Linked DNA regions of Homo sapiens: region 2 is linked to region 1. Evidence: chromatin loops called from intact Hi-C (ENCODE). Cell type or tissue: GM12878. All regions are shown on one strand. Links, peaks and the distances in the headings refer to the core of each region. The heading gives the core; the rest is flanking DNA. Region 1 overlaps LINC02994 (long intergenic non-protein coding RNA 2994). Region 2 overlaps LINC02994 (long intergenic non-protein coding RNA 2994).

Evidence for each region. A loop is a pair of places that touch in the nucleus more often than their neighbours do. Peaks named below come from ENCODE experiments on the same cell type or tissue, not always from the same donor. Only the 100,000 strongest peaks of a DNase experiment are listed, where the experiment ranks them.
Region 2: a loop joins it to region 1, with 2.7 times the contacts of the local background. A loop is called at or near these places in 4 of 110 quality-filtered maps.

Annotation. Positions count from the first base shown.
Region 1 is chr4:84,142,219-84,150,888 of GRCh38, reverse strand. LINC02994 (long intergenic non-protein coding RNA 2994) reads left to right here. Exons shown (of 9, transcript NR_125909.1): 6 at 1,633-1,670; 7 at 2,759-2,842. Among named protein-coding and RNA genes, the nearest start is that of LINC02994, 150 kb to the left of the region's middle. In GM12878, for the core only: no CTCF peak of the experiment used is centred there; a DNase peak (open chromatin) is centred at 4,158.
Region 2 is chr4:84,255,730-84,264,399 of GRCh38, reverse strand. All of the region lies in intron 4 of LINC02994 (long intergenic non-protein coding RNA 2994), which reads left to right. Among named protein-coding and RNA genes, the nearest start is that of LINC02994, 39 kb to the left of the region's middle. In GM12878, for the core only: a CTCF peak has its summit at 4,961 (motif pointing right); DNase peaks (open chromatin) are centred at 4,991 and 5,349.

The DNA of each region.
Region 1 (8,670 bases), core at 263-8,262:
CAAATTACAGCTGCGCTGGGAGTTAGAGCTTCAACATATGAATTTTGGGAGGACACAGCTTAGTTCCTAATGAATATTTTGGTTATCATTTTTCCCCTTTCTTCAACATTACCAGAACTTTCTTCTTTTTTATTGTTATTTTTTCCAGAGAATGAGCTCTTGGTCCCACAGAGTCCTAAGCATCCTTTTATCATTTGTGTAGTCCTGCTTTGGCTCTTAATTCCTGCTTAGTGTAGTTGGTAAATAAAACCAAGACACAACATATAGAAGAGCAAGAAGTGTCCTTGGGAGGCCAAGCGTGGTACTTCTTTAACAGAGGATGATTCAGGAGAGTGAGTTAGTCCTTCCCAGAAAATGTTTGAGAGCACAGACTCTGGAATCAGGCTGCCTGAATTCAACTCCAGATACCCCACTTACTATTAGGTTGGTGCAAAAGCAATTGCTGTTTTGCCATTACTTTTAATTGTAAAATCTACAATCACATTCACACTAACCTAATCGCTGTGTGACTTTGGATAAACTACTTAACCTCTCTGTTCCTCAATTTTCTCAACTGTAAAATGGAACTAGTAATGATAACCTACCACACAGAGTTGTTATGAGGAATAAGTTAATATTTGTAAAGTGCTTAGAAGATTGCCTGGTACATAGTAGTTGCTATGGAAGTGTTTATAAGTAATAAATTATTACAGGTTGTGCAGGGATGATAAGCAGTGGACAAGGACACATTAGAGTGTGTAGGATCTGTTGCCAATAGTGTTACTGCACAACAGGGCCCCAGAAACTGGTGATATTACTGAGGCCTGATGGGATTCTCCACTGTTTTTCCTAGAGTCACTTGTAGATAGGTCTGGCTCTTTAAACTAAATGAACTTTTATTTGTATGGTGGTGAGGGCATAACTTTTAGTTTAGTTCTGTAGGCTTAACGCATGTCTAATTTGTACTTCAACCTAGTAGATTATTTTCTATATACACAGCTAAATATATCAATTCTTTACCTGTTACATTTTTAGAAAATATTTTTCCTTGCCCTGTAAGTTGTTTGTTCTTTTTTTGTGTGTGTGATTTTGACATTTTTAAATGCATTTTGAATATTTATGTAGTTAAGTCTTTTGGATTTTCCTTTTGTGATTTCTTTGATTGCTTTTGGGCTCTGAAATTCCTATTTTAAGATTAAATTTTTAATTTTATTTGCTGGGCAAGAAATTCTAATGCAAGTCACAATGCTGGCAAAAAGACAAATACAGTCGTGATTGGATGCAAATATCAGCTCAAAGTCTCATTAAGCTAAAGAAGTTAATTGAGTAAATTCTTGACTTGACTTGCCGACGATTTCATCTCTCAGAAAGTAAAAAAAAAAAAAAAGCCATGAGGGAAACTTCTATTCTTAACTTCATAATCCCCAGAAAAGAGTTGCTTAATGAAGTGTAAATGATGAAAATTTTGTTGAAAGTAACCATGTGATAGGGTAGAGAAAGTGTGATGTAGTAGTTGCATGTTATAGATGAGAGGTGGCAAGCCCCTTTCTTCCTACTTGTAGGCCAATGGCTGGCATCAGTAATTAATCAAACAACTTTTTTTTTTTTTTTTTTGCTGAGCTTGAAAATAGCTTTAAATGCTTCTCCATCCAGTTCTTCAGAGAGCTACTATCAACAGATTGAGTTGACAGGTGGGAGAATGTTTATTTTCCATAACTTTTCTAGAGTAAAATGTTGTAGATTTTTAAAGCCTCAAAAAATATGTAGGTTAGGAGCCCATATTTGTTGTGACAATACTTGTATGACATATTATATGACAATTTATTATATAGTCACATTGTACTTGTCTCATCTAATTACAATGGATTCTTCACCTGACAGTCTCTCCTGGATGATAAAACCCTTGATGATAGGGACTATGCCTTACTCCTCTTCGAATTTGTGGTGTCTTACATAAGGTCTAAGTGGCATATCAAACTCATTCAAAAATGCTGAATCAAAGAGCTGCTGGCTGAGCGCAGTGGCTCACTCCTTTTATCCTAGCACTTTGGGAGGCTGACAAAGGAGGATGGCTTGAGCCCAGAAGTTTGAGACTAGCCTGGGCAACATAATGAAACCATCTCTACAGAACATTTAAAAATCAGCTGGATGTGGTGGCACATGTCTGCAGTCCCAGCAACTGGGAAGGCTGAGGTGGGAGGATCACTTGAGCCCGGGAGGTCAAGGCTGCATAGTGAGCCGTGATTACACCACTGCACTCTAGCCTGGAGGACGGAGCGAGACCCTGTCCCCTATCTCCCACAAAAAACAGCTGGTAATAAATATAAAAACATTTTATATATTTACATGGATTTTTATATATTTAAAAACTATGTTTTGTACTCATTGTTTTGTTTGATTGTACTTTCTACTAATTTCAGACAGGAGGGAAAACTCCATCAAAGGGTCAAAATGCCTGGTCTTTGAAGATAATTTTCAATTTAAGACAAAAGTAGGGCATGCTGTTTTTGTGGTACTAATGTAGCACAAAACATTATTTATGAAGGAAGACTAAGATATATTGGCTAAATATTGAGAAATAGCTCACAATGTGAGTGGCAAAAATTGGTCTTTGGAACTATGTCCAGCTTCCTGGCTTCATTTTCTCTGAAGTGGGTCAGCTTGATAAAGTCTTGAACATAGTTTTACAAAGATATTAATGATGCTCACTAAATTGTGAAAAAATTGTTCATGCTGTTTTACTAGTATATATTGAGTTCTTTTTATTTTTTTTCAAAAGGAAAAAGTCATAATCCAGGCCAAAGTGAGCAAACTCCCAAGAGCATTCCTGGTCAGCACCGCAGCAAATCCGTGGCAAGTGCAGGTAATTCATTCTCATGACAGTGTCCAGAGAGTAGGGCTAAAATGAAAACAGCGGTGAGTGATGTGGTGCTGCTTCACCTTTTTCACTGGGGAAATATGAATATAAGAGAAAGTAATTTGTGCAGAAGTAAAATGGAGGTGTCTTTAGTTTGTGAAAATCCCTGGTGCCCCTAGTCATTCCTCTATACCATGAAACTCCCACAGTTACTATGCCCTAAAGAAACATTATTTGGACTGGCTAAACATAGGACTGAAAAAGAAAAAGAAAAAAAAGGCAAACAGTGAAGGGTGAAGGAACCATAGCCTCAAGATTGCAGAATAACAAGTCAGAAAAAGTAGAAATTAGAAATTCCACTGATGATAATATTATGTTGAAGGTGATACTTCAGGAGATCAGTTTTGTGGTTCTTTTCATTATGGACTGAAAGGGGGAGAAAAGTACTCTAACCAAAGGCTAGCAGTTAAAAAACTCAACTCCAAAGGCCCAGGTGTACGCTTATAATGTTCTGAGCTACAAGAGTGGCAATATAAATGAAAAAGATGGCAACAAAAATGCTACCAAGAGAGCCATACTAGGGCTCATGGACTATATAGATATAGATGTAAGGGAGAGGGGGAAACAGCATGCCATCTCCACCAGATGCCATGGTTTGGTTTTCACCATCAGGTAGATGGTCATTTTACTGTTAGACAAATTACTCTAAAGCAAGACTCTGGTTCTAAAAAGAAAATAGAAAATGTTCCATTTCTTTCTCTTGGTTGCTATTCCCTTTTCCTCATATTATTTTATCATTAAGAATATGCAATTAAGAGTCAGCACAATGTGGTGAATATAGCAGTGAATTGACTTGGGAGTGCCCCATACAACTTCCAATTCTACCGCTGAAAAACTCTGTGAGTGACCCTCACTAAGCCTCAGTGCCCACAGCTGTAAAATGAGATTGGACTGGACAATCTCTGAAGCCCCTTCCATTTCAAAATTTCTATATTGACTTCTCTATGGGTTGTAATATTTCCTTAGGATATGAAATATGATGAAAATATGGCATTTCTGTGAAAGGTGTTGCCTCCTTAAAGTGTACTGTTTTTCTTTGACCTTTATCATTTCATTGGCATCTACCTTTATCAGAAAGCCCTTTAAGTTTTAAAGACTTCCATAAATTGCAGTTTGTGAACCCAGGGAGATGGAAAGATCAGAAGAATAATTTAATGCTTTTGCAGGCAGTTGAGCAGGCCATGAAAACAGAAAATGAAACTAAGTCAACAAGCAAACTGATGGATGCCACACAGGCTAAGGGGTATTTTAGCAGGAGAAGTAATGTCACTGTGCCAAACCATATGGAGCATTAAACCCAGGGAGGACGTCGGCACAGGCCCTGAATATGGATGGAATTCAGCTCATTCCTCTTTAACCCTCTGTCTACATTCTCATTTGTCAAACTGAACAAAGATTAAAGTAACAACAAGGTGAATAATGAGGAGAAGGAAAAATAATACTTGCTCTGATGATTTAACCTGAAACTACAGTAAGTGAAAGTCACAGAAAACACCTTTGAGTGTTTTCATGTGTGCCGACCTTAAGTCAGGCAGATAGATCTGTGACTGCAGGAAGGTTCTCTTCTTGTCTAGTTTCTGTCCATTTTTCTTAGAATCAATAGCTAAACTTTTTTTAATCTTGGAAACAAATCACTTTTCCTAAATTAGGACTAAAGTTCAAAATAAAGGTAATTCCTAGAGGTGATGACATTGACTTAATTCATACTGAATTGTGAGTGAATGATAGCCGATTTTGCCTGAAACAGTGGAAAAGCACTGCTATGTCTCTGAAATCAAGAATGCTAGACACAGGGGAGGAAAGACTATTACGAAGAGAGATTGGAGGCCTTGAGCAATCCCCGTGCCTGTTTTGCACTTTGCAAATGCTGACATATTTAGTCCTCAAATTAGTTGTTCTAAGCTGTCTGTGGAAATCATTTTTGTGTTGATGATTTCTGTTAGCAAATAAAGATTTCTAGATATTTTCCCAGTTCCTGAATTCCTCTGCCCAATGCATCAGTCTTGGCACTTCTCTGTTGGTAGAAGTAAAATGAACAAAATGACACCTGAAAGAAAACAAGGAGAAAGAAACCAAGGTACACCTCCTACTTAGTAAATCTATGTTGTCTTCCCAACCTCCTGTTTCTCTGGGCCTGCTGGGTGAAGCCTCTCTAAGAACAAATGCTCCCATATGAGAAATGTCCAAGAATCAAAATTATTGGAAAATGAACCCCAAAATGCACTAAATTTCTGGAAGCATAAATATATGCCTTTGTTAAGTATCAGAAACAACTTAATCATTGGACTTAAAGATTTACTTTGAAAGCAGCCAGTTAAGTCTTTTGAACACCACACACTGTTCTTTATTATTACTGCTAATTGAAAATCCATAAATGTGAACTAAGCACCTTTTTAGTAAAGGGGAAAAAATGAGTTCAGCTAGTGTGGTTTGAAAAGCAGCCCAGATGCTGCTTTCTAATGATGTCTTAATGTAAAATTATCAATAGAACAGAAAAAAACGTATTTATGTCATGCATTTAAAGAAATGATGACTCAAGAACACAGGGCTTGAATGAATGGCATCTTCGTTTGTGAACTTTAGCAGACCTTTATGATATTTTCAGCAACCTTTAAACCGTCATGAGAATTAGCTCAGCATGTGAAAGAAATTAGGTCAAAGTTTTAAGGAAAACAGGATGAGGGGAAAATTGTTTACATGGAAAGCATGAGCAATGGCAGGAGTCTTGCCCTTCTTTTGACTGTCAATTGAAGTGATGATGTGGAGGTGGGGAGTGGAGAAAACTGGTCAACAAGACTCAGGATGTTGCCTGAGCCCAGCTGCAAAATGTACAACTGCAACATGGCGGCTTTACGGCTTGACTAGACTAGCCTTGGGATTACTGATTTCTATTTCCAAAAATTCACCAATTTGGTGAGTGGGAATAGAATAATTGAATTTTTAAAACTTTTTTTTTTTTGAGACTGAGTCTTGCTCTGTTGCCTAGGCTGCAGTGCAGTGATGTGATCTCAGCTCACTGCAACCTCCACCTCCCAGGTTCAAGCAATTTTCCTGTCTCAGCTTTCCGAACAGCTGGGACTACAGGCACACGCCACCATGCCAAGCTAATTTTTGTATTTTTAGTAGAGACAGGGTTTCACCGTATTGGTCAGGCTGGTCTCAAACTTCTGACATCAGGTGATCCATCTGCCTGGGCCTCCAAAAGTGCTGGGATTACAGGTGTCAGCCACCATGCCCGGCCTAAAACTTTTATAATAAAATAATTCTAGATTTATAGAACAGTTGCAAAAGTGGTATAGAGAGTTCCCATATACCATTCAGTCAGCTATTTTAATGTGACTATTTTATGTAGTCATGGTATATCATAAAAACTAAGAAAGTAACATTGGTATAACACTATTAACTAAACAGACATTATTTGGATTTCCCCAGTTTCTACTAATGTTCTAATTTATTTTCCAGGATTAAATCCAGTACCCGACATTGCATTTAGTCATTGTGTCTCTGTATTTTCCCCCATTCTATGATGGTTTCTCAGTCTTTCCTTATATTTCATGATCCTGACACTTTCAAAATAGAATGTCCCTCAATTTGGATCTGTCTTATGTCTTCTGATGATCAGACTGGGATTATTATGGGTTTTGTTAAAGACTACCACAGAGATTAAGTGTCCTCACATTGCCTCATATCAGGATTACATGACATCAAATGACTTACTGCTGGTGATGTTAACTTTATCACCTTGTTAGGCTGGTGTCTGCCAACCTGGTAAAATTGTTATAAAAATAACTTTTTTTAACCTTTCATACTCTATTCATCAAAAGTCTCTATTCATTAAAAGTGATTTACTAAATTCAGTGCACCCTCAAGGGGAGGGGAATGAAGCTCCACCTCCTGAAAGGAAGAATATCAAAGAATTTTTGGACGTATGTTAAAACCACAGCAAGTAATTAATACATATTTTGAAAAATGCACCTTGAGGCTTAGCAAATATGTTGCATATCTATAAAGCTTTGTCCACTAATTTTGGCATTCATTAGGAATCTGCCTATAGCAATTATTTGTGGGGTGTTCTAATGTTGATTTTCTGTTTCCCTCATTCCTTCTATATTTCTTCATTGTAATTCATCTGCAAAGATGATTTGAGTCTTCTCTCCCATATATTTATTCAATCATATATTTCTATCAGTATGGACCCATGGAGATGTATTTTATTTAGAGGGTTGTAATTTAATACTATCATTTATTTAGTTGTTCAAGTTGTTTCAGTTTTGGCCGTTGGGAATTCTTTCAGGTGGCCATGCTCTCATTAAAATACATTTTCCCTGTTACTTTGCAGTTGTAGAAATACTTCAGATTTATCTTGTATCTTCTGTATCCCAGCCTAGAATCACCCATTTCTCAAAGGATTCTGTTTCTTTCCCTAGATACTGGTACTTAGAAACCAAGATATAGATGCTGGGTATACTCAATATTGCTGCAGTATCACTGCTTGTAGGCACTTTCAGTAGACAGCACTAAGGATTATGTATATGGATATGTCTATGTATACACATGCAACTCACGTACACACACATGCTACATTTCTGTTTCTATCTAGTACGTGTGCACACACATATAAATAAACACACATATAAATAAACACACATTCATAGAGTCATCATCAGCTCTAATTCTGTATCACATGGTTTTTATCCCGTTGTTATTTGTAACTTCTTTCTCTGACAGTGAGGAACCTAGTTTTTATTCCTTCAAATATATTTACTTATTTACTCTGTGCTAATAAATATAATTTCAGAATTGCTAAATTGTACTTCTGTGAGAAACAAATTTACTGACTAAAATACAATATTTGTACACTTTATCTTTAACTTTAGAGTACCCAGACAAAACAGTTTTTCAGCTATTTAGATCAGCTCCTTTCTTCCCCATCCCCTTCAGCGAGCTGACATCTTACATTTGTAGTACAATCAGATTGTTTTGTTACAGTCTGAACTCTGTCCTGGGTTCCCCCACCATCCTAACTGATTGTGTGTGAGTGTATGTGTGTGTGCAAACAGTAAAAGTTGCACTTTTGTATTATACACATCTATAGGTGTTTACAAACATTTAGTTCTGTATCCACCGATAGTACCACAGAGCCCAGTTTCATCCCCCTCACATCTCCCTTGTGCAGCAGCTTTGTACTTTGTACTCAATCCTTCCCCTTTCCCCAAGAAGAAATCTTTTTTTCCTTTTAATTTTTATTTTTATAGTAATAGGGTCTCACTATATTGCTCAGGCTGGTCTTGAACTCCTGGCCTCAAGTGATCCTCTAGCCTCAAGTGATTGTCTTGTCTCAGCACACCAAAGTGCTGAGATTACAGGCATGAATGAGCGAGCCACTGCGTCTGGCTCAAGTCTGTTTTTCATTCCTATAGTTTTGTCTTTGCCAGAATGTCATCAAAATTGAAACCCAACATGCAGCCTGTGGGGTGTGGTTTATTTCGCATTGCAAAATGCATTTAAGAATCATCCATGTTGTTGTATGAATCAGTAGTTAGTTCCTTGTATTGCTGAATAGTATTCCATTGTATGGATGTACCACAGTACGTTTTTATATCTAGCTGTTGGAGAATAACTGGGTTGTTTCTAGTTTGTGGCAGTTATGAATAGCTTTGCTATAAAAATTTACATATGAGTTTTTGTGAGAAAATAGTTTTTAAGTCACTTGGGTAAATAAATACCTGTGAGTAGGATTCCTGATTGGTTATTTTAACTTTCCAGGAAACTAT
Region 2 (8,670 bases), core at 470-8,469, 110 kb before region 1:
TATGGTGAGAGACAGGAATCAGGTTTCATTTTTCTTCATCTGGCTAGCCAATTTTCTCAGAACCATTTATTAAATAGGGTGTCCTTTTCCCATTGTTTATTTTTGTCAAATTTGTCAAAGATCATCAGTTGGTTGTAAGTATGTGGCTTTATTTTTGGATTCTCTATTCTGTTCCATTGATCTATGTGTCTATTTTTGAACTAGTACCATGTTGTCTTAGTTACTAGAGGCTTGTAATATAATTTGAAGTCAGATAATGTGATGCCTCTGGATTTGTTCTTTTTGCTTGGGATTGCTTTGGCTATTTGGGCTCTTTTTTGTTTCATACGAAATTTAGAATTGTTTTCTCTAATTTTTTGAAGAATGATGTTGGTAATTTGATAGGACTTGCATTGAATCTATAGATTGATTTGGGTAGTATGGTCATTTTAACAATATGGACACTTCTTATCCATAAGCATGGGATTTAAAGAAAATTTGTTTCTGTTATCTATGAATTTTTGTCAGTGTTTTGTAGTTCTCCTTGTAGAGGTCTTTTACTTCTTTGGTTAACTGTATTCCTAGGTAATTTTTTCTTTTTGTAGCTATTGTAAATAAAATTGAGTTTTTGATTTGGTTCTCAGCTTGGGCATTATTGGTGTATAGATATGCTACTGACTTTTGTACATTAATTTTGTGTCTTGAAATTTTGTTGAAGTCATTTATCAAGTCTAGAAGTCTTTTGGAGGAGTATTTAGGGCTTTAAGTCATCAGTGAACAGAGCTAATTTTACTTCCTCTTTTCTAATTTGGATGCCTTTTATGTCTTTCTCATGCATGATTACTCTGGCTAGGACTTCTAGTACTATGTTGAATAGGAGTGGTGAGAGTAAAATCCTTATGTTGTTCCAGTTCTTAGAGGGAATGCTTTCAACTCCTTCCTATTCAGTGTAATATTGGCTGTGGGTTTGTCATATATGGCTTTTATTATCTTGAGGTATGTTCTTTCAATATCTAGTTTGTTGAGGGTTTTTATCATGAAGAAAAGTCAGATTTTATCGAGTGTTTTTTCTGTATCTATTGTGATAAGCTTGTGGTTTTTGTTTTTAATTCTGTTAATGTGATTGATATGGTTTGGCTGTGTCCCCACCCAAATCTCATCTTGAATTGTAGTTCTGGCAATCCCCACGTGCCATGGGAGGGATCCAGTAGGAGGTAATTGAATCATGGTGGCAGTTACCACTATGCTGTTCTCATGATAGTGAGTGGGTTCTCATGAGATCTGATGGTTTTATAAAGGGCTTTCCCCCCATTTGCTCTGCACTTGTTTTTTCTGCCGCCATTTGAAGAAAAAAGTGTTTGCTTCCCCTTCCACCATGATTGTAAATTTCCTGTGGCCTCTCCAGCCATGCTGAACTGTGAGTCAATTAAGCCTCTTTGCTTTATATTGCACCCAGTTTCAGATATGTCTGTATTAGCAGCATGATAACTGACTAAAACAGTGATCAATTCCATTTTTTGCAAATGTTGACTTATCCTTGCATTCCTGCAAACCTACTTATCAAGATGGACTGTCTTTTTGATGTGCAATTGGATTAGTTTGCTAGTATTTTGTTCAGGAGTTTCACATCTATATTCATTAGGAATATTGGCCTGCAGTTTTCATTTTTTGTTGTTGTTCTGTCCCTGCCTGATTTTCATATCAGGGTAATACTGGTTTCATACAATGAGTTAGGGAGAAATCCCTCCTCCTCAATCTTTTGTAATAGTTTCATTTAGATTGGTACCAGCTCTTTGTATGTCTGGTAAAATTTGGCTGTGTATTTGTCTAGTCCTGGGTTGAAAGATTTTTTTTAACTGATTCAGTTTTGTTTCTCATTATTGGTCTGTTCAAGATTTCTATTTCTTTCTAGTTCAATCCTGAGAGGTTGTATTAGTCCGTTTTTATGCTGCTGATAAAGGGATACCCAAGACTGGGCAATTTACAAAAGAAAGAGGTTTAATTGGACTTACAGTTCCACGTAGCTGGGGAAGCCTCACAATCATGGTAGAAGGCAAGAAAGACCAAGTCGTGTCTTTCATGGCTAGCAGCAGGCAAAGAGAGAGAGCTTGTGCAGGGGAACTCCTCTTTTTAAAACCATCAGATCTCATGAGACTTATTCACTTTCAAGAGAACAGCATGGGAAAGACTTGCCCCCATGATTCAATGACCTCCCATCAAATCCCTCCCAAGATGAGATTTGGGTGGGGGGGGACACAGCCAAACCATATCAGAGGTTGTATGTTTCAGGAATTTATCCATTTCTTCTAGGTTTTCTAGTTTGTACATATAGAGATGTTCATAGTAATCTCTGATTATCTTTTGAATTTCTATGGTATCAGTAATAAAGTCACCTTTATTATTTCTAATTGTGTTTATTTGAATCTCTTTTTTTTATTAAATTAGCTAGAAGTTATTAAATTTTGTTTACTCTTTCAAAGAGCCAACTTTTCTTTTAATTGATCTTTTGTATCTTTTTTGTTTTGTTTTGATTTATTTTGGTCTCAGTCTCATTTAGTTCTGCTCTGATCTTTTTCTTTTCTTCTGCTAGACTTGAGTTTGGTTTTATTATTGTTTTCTATTTCCTTGAGGTGTGATGTGAAGTTATAATATGAGATCTTTCCATCTTTTTTGATATAGGCATTTTATGCTATAAACTTTCAGCACTGTGTTTACGGTATCCCAGAGATTTTGATATGTTGTTTCTCTATTTACACTCACTTCAAAACATTTCTTAAATTTTTGTCTTATTTCATTGTTTACCCAAATGTGATTCAGAAGCAGGTTATCAGTTTCCATGTAATTACTTACTTTTCAGAGTTCCTCTTGGTATTGATTTCTAATTTTATTCCACTGTGATCTGAGAAGATACTTGATATCATTTTAATTTTTTAAATGTATTGAGACTTGCTTTAGAGCCAAATATTGGTGGATTTTGGAGAATATTTTATATGCAAATGAGAAAAATGTATACTCTGCAATTATTAGGTAGAATGTCCTGTAAATATCTATTAAGTTCATTCGGTCTAGAGTCCAGTTTACATCCAGTTTTCCTTGTTGACTTTCTACCTTGATGATCTGTCTAGTGTTATCAGTGGGGTGTCCCCCACTATTATCGTATTGATATCAGTCTCTTTTCTTTGGTCTAACAGTATTTTTTTTATGGATCTGGGTGCTCTGGTGTTGGGTGCATATATATTTAGGCTAGTGAAATCTTCTTGTTATATTAAACCCTTTGCCAATATATAATGCCCTTTAATGCCATTTTTAAAAAACTATTATTGCTTTAAAGTCTGTTTTATATAAGAATGGCTACTTCTGCTTACTTTGGTTTTCCATTTGTGTGATATATCTTTTTTTTATTTATTTACTTTGAGTCTGAGTCAGCTTTAGCCATTAGGTGGTTCTTTTGTAGGCAACAGATGATTGAGCTTTGTTTTTTAAAGTCTAGTCTATATCTTTTAAGTGGAGCATTTAGGTGATTTATGTTCAAGGTTAACATTGATATATGAGGTTTTGTTTCTGTATAATATTGTTAGCTATTTGCCTTGGAGTCTCAATTGTGTAATTGCTTCACAGGATGGTGAAGCACTTTCTTGATGGTGATTATTGTCCTTTGGTTTCTGTGTTTAGAACTCCTTTGAGCATTTCTTATAGGGTTGGTTTAGTTGTGACAAATTCCCTTAGTGTTTGCTTGTCTGGGAAAGATTTTATTTCTTCATTTATGAAGCTTAGTTTGGCAGGATATAAAATTCTGGACTAGTACTTTTGTTTTTCTTTAAGGAGGCTAAAAACAGGCCCTTGGTCTCTGTTGGCTTGTATGGTTTCTGCTGAGAAGTCTGCTGTTTGTCTGATGGGGTTTCCTATATAAGTAATTTGATGCTTCTCTCTAGCTGCTTTTAAGATCTGTTCTTTCATGTTGACCTTGGATAGTCTGATGACTATATGCCTTGATGATGTTCATCTTGTATAATATCTTCCAAGTGTTCTCTGAATTTTATGTATCTGGATGCCTATTTCTCTAGCAAGACTGAGGAAATTTTCCTGATTTCCTCATATATGTTTCCCAAACTTCTTATTTTTTCTTCTTCCTCTTAAGAATGTCAATAAGTTATAGGTTTTGTTACTTTACATAATCCTATATTTCTTGAAGGTTTTGTTGATCAAAAAAAATTATTTTCTTCTTTGTTTTTGTCTGACTGGATTAATTTGAAAGACCTGTCTTCAAGATCTGAAATCCTTTCTTCTGCTTAGGTCTAGTCTCTTATTAAAGCTTTTAACTGTGTTTTAAAATTCCCTTAGTGAATTTTTCATTTCCAGAAGTTCTGTTTGGTTTTTAAAATATATATCTTTCCTCTCTGTCGTCTCCTGAGTTTTTTTTCTGGTTTCTTTGTTTGGTTTTCCACTTTCTTTTGGATCTCACTGAACTTCCTTAAAATTCATAACTTTAATTCTTTATCTCTCACCTCAAAGTTTTCATTTTGGTTGGCAGCTATTGCTAGAGAGCTCATGTGGTCTTTTAGGAGTGTCTCAACCATCTGTTTCATCATGGTGCTGAAATTCTTGTGCTGGTTTCTTCTTAAATTTAAATTTAAATTCTTAAATTTAAAAATAAATTTAATATTTTAAAATTTATTTTAATTCGGTGGGTTTCTTCTTTCCTCCTTGAGAGTGTGACTATTGCTCATGTTGGGTAGGTTCATTTGGCTTTGCTTCTGTGTGATTTCAAGGGGCCAAGTCTCTGTGTAAATGTCTTAGTTATAGATAGCCTTAGCATAGTGGTTTTCCCAAATGTTAGTTGTTTGTAGGTTGTGGTAGCCTTGTGTGTGTGGTGAGGCTCACTGTCTCCTACAAAGATGAGGAGGTGGAGGTCTTGGGAAATTATCTCATTTCCTTACTTTTGTCAGCAGGAATTATATTGGATTGTGTAGTTCATCCTACAGGCCAGTAGGTGGTGCTTGCAGGCAAGAGACACCTGTGATAATGGCAGTGGAATTTTTACTTGGTCTTTGTTGATGGAGGAAGTACGAGGTGTCCCTGGTGATAGTCAGGGCATGGAGTTCCCAAGGGCCCCATCCTGCACTGTGCTGCCAAGGCACTGGAGGGGGCAAAGCTGGGTGGGGCTGGTTGGACAAGTCTGTGACTAGGTTCTTTGAGGTCAATGCTGACCTTGGTAGGGGTCTAGGAGCAGCTCTCAGGCCACTGGGACAGCCCTCCAGGGATGGCTGGAGCTGCCTCTTCTGTGGCACAGAGCCCACTTAGGGGAAGGCCTGAGGTGACAGATAGAGTTTCAATATGTATTCTGAGGTGGCTCAAATGGTGTGGCATGGATTTGACTCAATCAGCACAGGAAATAAGGTTATCAGTCATGTAGAGTATTTGGAGCATAAAACCACTGGGGTAATTTCTTAGCAACTAAAGAAAGAAAGCCATTGTCAGCATTATACAGTCAAAGTTCTTGACTACCATGTATAGCAGAAGCTCAATGTTTACTGTGAACTGTTAAGTTTTCAATTTTGTCTGTCCATGCCTTCTTACTGTCTACTGAGTTAGATTTAAATCTCAAAACCTGAACTGAGACTCATTAATTAATTTTTCATCATTCCTACTGAAAGTCTCATGAGTGCTCCAGGCATCATTCCAGGTACTGGGTCACTGAGGCAGACAAGTGAAGAACAGACTAGTTAGGGAAATAGACACCAAGCAAATAAAGAGTTAAGGCTCACATTCATCAAGTGCTTACTCTGTGCCTGTCCAGGATCTAGTACTTTTATTAACAAGCACAATCCTCCCCAAAACCCAGGGATGTAGAAAAAACTACTATTCAAATGTTAGAGGGGGAAACTAAGGCATAGAGCCTTGCTCCCAGTGATTATGTTGGAGAGCCAGAATTCCAATTGAAGCAACCTGATCTCAGGATCTGTATTTATAACACCTATACTATTCTTATTCTCTAATAAATAAACAAGAAGAATATCAAATGCCCATACCTTCTCTATTAAAAATAAGATGATGCGATAGAGAGTAGAGTGGGTGGTCAAGGAAAACCCCTGAAGGGTGACATTGAAGTTGATCTCTGAATAACAAGGTACTACATAAAACATTCCAGGTTCTTTATGATTTCTTCCGTGATGGCAGTATATTCTCCAGATTATTTTAAGATACAAATTAGAATAACGGCAATGACATTCTTAAACGATTATTCAACTGTCTTCTACCTCTATTTACTCAGAGAACAAAAAAGGAGATGAGAGGGGAGGGGGAAGCTGTACAGCCTGTATTCTAGCTCTTGGCTTACTCAGCCTTGTTGCAATATGGCCAGAGCCATAGATGACAGTTTAAACAGCTTTTCTAGGCTTGTAGGCAGACTTGCCAATAGTTGATTGTCTTCATAGAATCCCATGGGATGTGAGCTGTGAAGCTCTGGCTGTGAAACTATGGCTTCTCAAATGTTTTTATTCCCTCAGTTGTGTGTATGATTTATGAGGTCATAGCCTCAAGCCTGAACTATCAGCTCCAGTTGTTGGGTTTACCTTGCAGAAAGTAGATGATATGTGTCACTTTTTCATTTATGTGTGCAGAGACTCTTTCATCTGTCTACATTGCACTCTGGGGCTTCTTTCTAGACAGTTGGTTTTTCAAGTGTCAGATAACTTATCTCTGGGCACAGCCTCAAACCCCAGCTTATGATGAACATTTCTAGCTAAGACATCTCTGCCACCACTTTAGGCAGTTTATTGGGGTGGATCGATCGATCGATTGATTGATCAAGCTATCTGTCTATATACCTTCTTTCACTACTACAAATATATTAATGGTTATAATTTTCATATAGGATTATGTGTACTTAAAATATTTTCATGTCATTTAGAAGCCTGAAGTGGAGTCAGAAATAGGAAAACTACGGGTAGGAGTTCTGATGAGTTGAAGACTGTCTACTTAACCCTTTTCTATCTCTGTCTAAAGGTTAGTTCAACGAATGCAGAGTCCAGTGACTATTACTCTCTAAAGAAAACTCCTTAAAATGAGAAATGTTCATACTTCCTGTGGATTCAGTTGCTATTTTTAAAAACAGGCTTTAATTATAAGTACCACATTAAATCAGTCTTATAATGAGTGAGAACTGGTGTTGAAAATGAATTACTCTGAATGATATCAGTCAAGAAAAATCACATTAACATTTCATTATGCGTGAGACATGATAAAATTCTCTATGACTTCAGGAGATATGATTGAAAGGCCATTTCTTCCATAAGGTCTTCATACGATGCCCGGAGGAGAGGTTTCCAAAAAGTTCCCTGCTGGGATCAAAATCTTATTTTATTCCATTTTGTCCCAAGGGCTTTCATTCCTTTTAACCCATAAATTTAAAATTAAAAATTGTATGATTCAGCTTATTATAATGTCTTGCTCTGGGAGAATTAATATAATTTCTCTCTACCTCCTTCTTGCATTATGTTTTAATGTTAAGAAATCTTAAATCATTTCCTATTGTATATACATAAAAACTCTTTAATATACTGAATTACACACTCATTTTAAATATCAAACAGTTGTAGAATTAATCCCAAACCTATTTTACATGGTAATAGGCCACATGTTTTAAATCATTGCACCTCTTTTAATCAGTGCATAGGCTCCCTGAATAATTATATATTGTAATGACACAGGAGGAATATATAGTATTTTCAATGTATTGGTTGTCTAGGATGCCTGTGTGACTTAATTATTAATAAAATATTGTAATAAAATTTAATGTCTCTGGCTATATTTAACCTGTATATTTATTCGAGAAAAATGTTATCCTAGTTGAGTTTTCCTTTAATTTAATAATAAAATAGAAGGCATTTAGTGAGACCAAATTGTTTCAAAGCTTCTTAAATAGTATCCAGAATTTGCCTAAACAATTTCTATGTAATAGCTAATTAGTTCATGTTAAGGAAGCACTATGATAATTCAATTAAGCTACCATCTCTCAACTTGAATACATAGACCTGTAATTCAAGATTGGATGGGGGAGCAATGTGATGTTATCTAGTCATGTTAAAGATATGTGTAGCCTATACCTTCCCAAATTTATTTTCGTATTTATAGCCTAGAGCAGTAATCTACAAACATTTGTCTTCAGTATCTCTTTATACTCTTAAAAATTATTGAGAACCCCAAACAGATCTTGTTTCATGAGTTATAGTTATCATATTAGAATTTAAAGTTGGAAAATTAAAAAGACAGATTTATTTGTTAATTCATTTAGGAATAAGAATGACACATTTGTTACATGTTAACATGATATTTAAAAACAAATATATTTTCCCTAGAAGACAGAAAAGGATGAGTGGCATTGTTTTACCATTTTACAAATCTCTCTGAGGCATGGCTTAACAGCTGGATTCTGATGTCTGCTTCTGCATGCAGTCTGCTGCAATGTGCTTCCTGTAAAGCACATAAAGGAAAGTTAGCTTCACACAGATGTACAGTTGGAAAAGAAAGTATTATTTAATAGCTGTTTCAGATAACTGTGGATATTCTATTTGATACTACATCAAAACTCAACATGTTTTAATTTTTTGAGGCTTAGTTGCAATGTAGAATATGAAACCATATCAGTAAACATTTTAATACTCTGCTGCATTAAAATAAATTGGCCTATCT